Regions from separate parts of the Homo sapiens genome. Here region 1 is linked to region 2. A link is an interaction called in ENCODE POLR2A ChIA-PET data of the cell type or tissue named here. Cell type or tissue: OCI-LY7. All regions are shown on one strand. Each heading gives the region's core, and the rest is flanking DNA. Links, peaks and the distances in the headings are about the cores only.

Region 1 (2,911 bases), core at 186-2,685, 49 kb before region 2:
AGAAAGGGAATCAGCATTTCCATGTTTTGAAAAGTAAAACAAGACTCTTTTTGGTCTTTGCGCCCCCATGCCCTAGAAATCCCATAATAAGTGCAACTGTCTCCTTCTGCTGATGGATTTCCTAAGTCATTCCCAGAAAGAAGTTGGGTGCTTTGTATTGTATTAATATATTCATCCTAAATAAGGGTCTTGGGGTTTTCCCCCCTTCCAAGATGTATTAAGAAGGTTGCTTACTGTAGGCTTTGATTTATTTATTTCCTATGAAATGCCAGAAACACCAAGTCCTAAAATCCTAGATCCAAGTCATTGACTTCTCAGTGATTATGACCACATTGAATTGATTAAACTCAAGTGACTGACAAGGCGAATAAAAATAGCCCAAAATGAGTCCAGACCCCATGGTTTTAAGAGCCCCCCACCAGTTCCCTAAAGCTACAGGACGGAAAGGACTCCTGATCCTTTGTACCTGAAGAGTGTGGTGCCTAACGTATAGCCAATGTTCATTTGTTTCTTCTCTCTGTATTTTATAAACATAATTACTTTGAATGAATTGGGTTATTCGGGAAGTCAGCACATGTCTCCATCTCCTGCTTTCTATTTCTAGAGTCCTAAGATAGACTTTGCTGACAAGAAGAGGCCCCTGCCCCTTCAGAGCTTAGAGTGTAGCAGAGAGATGGGTATTCAGGAAATCCTCAAATAGTGACAGAGCCACAGCGGCAGTGAGTGACAGGCAGGAGAACTATAGGATGCTGGAAGTGCATACAACCGGGGTGTTACCTAGTCTGGGACTGGTGGTCAAGGGGGCTTTTTTGAGGCCTGGACAACCCACAGACCGAGGGTGGGCTAGTGAGAGCCAGTGAGGGACACTCTTCAAGATCCCAGCACTTAAAAGATTGGTTGGGCATGATGACTCAGGCCGGGAACCCCAGCACTTTGGGAGGCTGAGATGGGAGGATTGCTTGAGCCCAGGAGTTTGAGACCAGCCCTGGCAACACCGTAAGACCCCATCTCAATGAAAAGTAAATTAGTCAGGGCCGGGTATGGTGGCTCATGCCTGTAATCCCAGCATTTTGGGAGGCTGAGGCGGGTGGATTGCCTGAGCTTAGGAGTTTGAGATCAGCCTGGCAACATGGTGAACCCTGTCTCTACTAAAAATACAAAAAATTAGCCGGGCGTGGTAGCAGGCACCTGTAATCCCAGCTACTCAAGAGGCTGAGGCATGAGAATTCCTTGGACCCGGGAGACGGATGTTGCATTGAGCCCAGATCGCGGCACTGCACTCCAGCCTGGGAGACAAAGCGAAACTCTGTCTCCAAAAAAAAAAAAAAAAAAAAAAAAAAGTAAATTAGCTAGGCATGATGGTACGTGCCTGTGGTGCCAAGCTCCTCAGGAGGCTGAGGCAGAAGGATGGCCTGAGGCCAGGAGTTCGAGATTGCAGTGAGCTGTGATCACACCTCTGCATTCCAGCTTGGACGACAGAACAACGCCCTGTTTCCAAAAAAAAAAAAAGATTGGGGTGCTCTTAAGCTCACAGTTCTGGCCATCTCCTCTTTCCTAAGTGGAGGGAGATCGTGGATCCCTGAGGGGGAACCTACTTCCCCTTTCACTTCAAAGTCTGCTTCTGTTTCTAAAAATGAACTGAAACCCCATCTGTTTGCTCATGTATTTGAAAACCCTTGAAAATGTTTATTTTTGTACATCTTCATACGACTCTCGTCTCAGAGCTGCTTCTCCTCTTCAGGTGGTTTCTGGGCACACTGGGGACGTCTGTGCACCTCCTCTGAGTGGAAGTCAATGCCTGTGATCCCCTTTCTAAAGGAGGCACGGATAGCTGCTGTGCGGTTTTTTCAACCTGTAGCCAGTTTTCATGTTTTTGTTCTCAAAATAATACTTTTTTTTTCAGGTGAAGACAAGGAACATTTAATTTACACTGAAATGATTTTTCCTCTTAGACCTTCTGAAAGCTATGACGTATGTATATTTATACCATAATAGATGCTAATGGTGTCCTCTCTGGGTGATGGTCCCAGAGATGTTTATACCACGGCATTTCACTCCACTAATAAATGTGGGTGGATGGATGGACGGGCGGACAGATGGAAATATCACACAGGACTGTGCCCAGGTTCCAGACAGTTTGGCTTTAGGGCCCCAACTCTGCCAAGGGATATTTTTTATATAGCATCATGTTTTTCATCATGATGTTAGTCTCTCTCTCTTTTTTTTTTCTTTGAGATGGAGTCTCGCTCTGTTGCCAGGTGTGAGTGCAGTGGCACGATCTTAACTGACTGTGACCTCTGCCTCCTGGATTCAAGCGATTCTCCTGCCTCAGCCTCCCAAGTAGCTGGGGCTACAGGTGCCTGCCATGCCTGGCTGATTTTTTTTTTTTTTAGTTGAGACAGGGTTTCATACTGGCCAGGCTGGTCTTGAACTCCTGACCTCAAGTGATCCACCCACCCAGGCCTCCCAAAGTGCTGGGATTACAGGCGTGAGCCACTGCACCTGCCTGTAACATCATGATGTTACAGTCCCCCAGCTCCTCACCTGGCCTCCCTGTACCCATTCCTGGCCCCCTCCCTCCTTCAATCTCTTTTCCACTTCAGAGAGTGATCTTTAGCATTCCCAGCTCCACCCCACGCTTTCTGCCTGTAATCATTTAAAGGCTTCCCATTGCTTCTAGGATGAAGTCCAGGATCCTTAAACTGGCCTACAAGGCCCTGTATCATCAGCTGCCCTGCGTCTCCAGCCGCCTCTCCTCATCACCCACACTTTTTCTTCATAGCCTCCATCCCAGCTGTAATGCAGAATTTTGTTTGATAATTATTTAATTCATGTTCACCTCTCCCATTAGACTGCAAGCTTAGCGAGGCCAGGGGCTGTTTTGTTGTTTACCCTTGAACCCCAACCCATA
Region 2 (2,911 bases), core at 300-2,799:
TCCAGAATTCAGAATATGTTACATAATGGCTTTTTCTTCATTAATTTTGGATAATAGGGAATTTCTATGCCTGTGTTCCGTTTTACATGACTGTGACCTGAATTTAAAATGACATGGACTTGAGGGTGAAAGGAAAGGAAATTATTTTTTAAAGGAGAAATGGAAAATGACCCTTAGCAGTGCATATATATATATATATATATATATATATATATATATATATATATTTCCCCCCTCAATGAATATAGCAATCCGTGTTAGATGTAAATAGGGATGAACCCATTTTGCATATAGATTAAGTGACCAAATATCTCAGTAGTTTGGCAGGAAAGCCAAGCCTGCAGCCTGAGGGGCCTCACTTCCACCATCATTATTGACAACTATGTGCTCAAGCGAGCAGGGAGGGTGCAAGGAACACGTCTCCAATCCTTAAAGATTATATGAGTCCTTTGCTCTCAAATCTGAATTTTCCCTTTGTCTCCACTTTATGCCAGCACTGATTTTATTTAGAATTTTATAGAATGGAAGCAAATTCATTCTTTCTTTCATCCTTTCTTTTCTTTCTTTCTTTTCCTTCCTTCCTTTCCCTTTCCCTTTAATTCCTTTCTTTCCTTTTTTTTTTCTTTCTTGAGACAGGGTCTCACTCTGTCACCCAGGCTGGGGTACAGTGGCGTGATCTCAGCTCACTGCAACCTCCACCTCCTGAGTTCAAGCCGTCCTCCTGCCTCAGCCACCCAAGTAGCTGGGATTACAGGCATGCAACACCACACCCAGCTAATTTTTGTAATTTTAGTAGAGACAGGGTTTCACCATGTTGGCCAGGCTGGTCTCAAACTCTTGACCTCAAGTGATCTGCCTGTCTTGGCCTCCCAAAGTGCTAGGATTACAGGTGTGAGCAACCACACCCAGCCCAAATACTCTTTCTTGATGTCATAATGAACTCAATTATGAACACAAGTAATCATAAAAAGTCTATATAAGCAAGGTTCTTACTGCCTCTTCCTATTCCTCTTATTTATAATTTCATAAATATTGCTCTAGGTTGATAAGTTAAAAATTTTTATAGTAGGTTATGTATAAGATTTACCATTTTAACCATTTTAAATGTACATGTCAGTGGCATTAAGTACCTTCCCAGTGTTAGACGACCATCACTACCATCCATTTCCAGAACTCTTTTTTTTTTTTTTTGAGATGGAGTTTTGCTCTTGCTACCCATGCTGGAGTGCAATGGCAGGATCTCAGCTCACTGCAACCTCCGCCTCCTGGGTTCAAGCGATTTTTCTGCCTCAGCCTCCCAAGTAGTTGGGATTACAGGTGCCCACCACCATGCCCGGCTAATTTTTTGTATTTTTTAGTAGAGACGGGGTTTCACCGTGTTAGCCAGGATGATCTCGATCTCCTGTTTTCTTTTTGTTTTTTTTGAGACGGAGTCTTGCTCTGTCACCCAGGCTGGACTGGAGTGCAGTGGTGTGATCTCAGCTCACTGCAACCTCTGCCTCCCAGATTCAAGCAATTCTCCTGCCTCAGCCTCCCAGGTAGCTGGGATTACAGGCACAAGCCACTATGCCTTGCTAATTTTTGTATTTTTAGTAGAGACGTGGTTTTGCCATATTGGCCAGGGTGGTTTTGAACTCCTGACCTCAAGTGATCTGCCCACCTCAGACTCCCAAAGTGCAGGGATTACAGGTGTGACCCACCGCTCCTGGCTGTATGAATTCTTGAGCCAAACACAGGTGACTGTTATTTGTTCTGTTTCTGAAATATACTTTCGACAAGTGGTGAAAACTCTCCTTAATTTCCATCTAGTTTACTTCCATAAGCAAGATTAGCAAGGAATATGGATCACAAGATTGGGTGTTCTCAGTTTTAAAGCCAGGCAATGTCAAGATTTGTTATTTGGCCAAGTCTGTGGTCTTTATTATTTTTTTGTCCCACCATGTCATTTGCTCAGTGTGATTTGTGCATTTCCAGTGTCGTCCGTCACTGCTGGGGAGCAGACAAATATCACATAGAGGATTAGAGAAAGTGATTTTGTGCTTAGAAAATAATTGAATGAAGATTTACTTTGTGACTGGAAGCTGCAGGATAGCATCCTGTTTTAAAACCTCTCATTGGGTTATATAACCAGAGGTGACCAAAGTCTTTGAAGATGAGGCACCATCTCTGAGTGAGTTTTTGTTGGATAGCCTATGCTTGCTTGAGCAAAGACTTGTTTAAGGGCCAAGGGGGGCCCCCACGACAATCATCAGATGGAATCTTCCATGACACGTCTCCACTTCCTTCCAGCTGAGTGGCTGTTGTCTTTAAGTTGCCTTCCTTCTACCAAGGTCAGGCAGATGTTTGTTGAAGGTTTGCTATGTAACAGGTACCACCTTATTACCTCTTTACTCCAATTTCCTTTGCTTCATATACCATGGTGAGATGAATTCCTTTAGAGCCCCAAATTAAAAAAAGACAAAAAACAATAGCTCCTGATTTTTAGCCAGGGGAAACCCTATGATGTCCATCTCCAGGCAAACCTAATGCATCCTTTTGTTTTATTGAGCCAGTCTTTTCCTCTTTCAACAATGCTAGCAAGACTTCTCAAATGTCTTCATTAGATTATCTTACAAAATATGCATTACCCAATTTAGTTTGGAACTTGGACCCAAAGATCAAGGCCAGCCATCTCTGATTTTTGGAACCTCTGGCTGTTGCTCAGTTTTCTGGGGCAGCCTTTCCCAGGCACATGCTGCATGCAGCCAGCGTCGGCCAACCTCCAAGCTCCTCTTTCCTGTTCCCCTCACGGTAAGTGGGGGTGTTGGGGAGGAGAGGGGGCATCTACACTTTTTCTCCTTAGTCACCCAGGATTGGGCACATTCTGTTTCTTCTTCCTTTGGAGATCATCCATTCTGAATTTCGAATCTTC

The links. Peaks named below come from ENCODE experiments on the same cell type or tissue, not always from the same donor. Only the 100,000 strongest peaks of a DNase experiment are listed, where the experiment ranks them.
Region 1: POLR2A ChIA-PET joins it to region 2 with 17 read pairs; 5 of 35 experiments call an interaction of 5 or more read pairs at or near these places.

Annotation. Positions count from the first base shown.
Region 1 is chr17:66,439,849-66,442,759 of GRCh38, forward strand. The region is part of intron 2 of PRKCA (protein kinase C alpha); the gene reads left to right. Among named protein-coding and RNA genes, the nearest start is that of PRKCA-AS1, 24 kb to the left of the region's middle. RefSeq lists an enhancer at 1,617-1,816. In OCI-LY7, for the core only: no CTCF peak of the experiment used is centred there; DNase peaks (open chromatin) are centred at 673, 1,703 and 2,313; H3K4me3 peaks cover 2,077 bases; H3K27ac peaks cover 2,002 bases.
Region 2 is chr17:66,489,170-66,492,080 of GRCh38, forward strand. The region is part of intron 2 of PRKCA (protein kinase C alpha); the gene reads left to right. Among named protein-coding and RNA genes, the nearest start is that of PRKCA-AS1, 74 kb to the left of the region's middle. In OCI-LY7, for the core only: no CTCF peak of the experiment used is centred there; no DNase peak of the experiment used is centred there.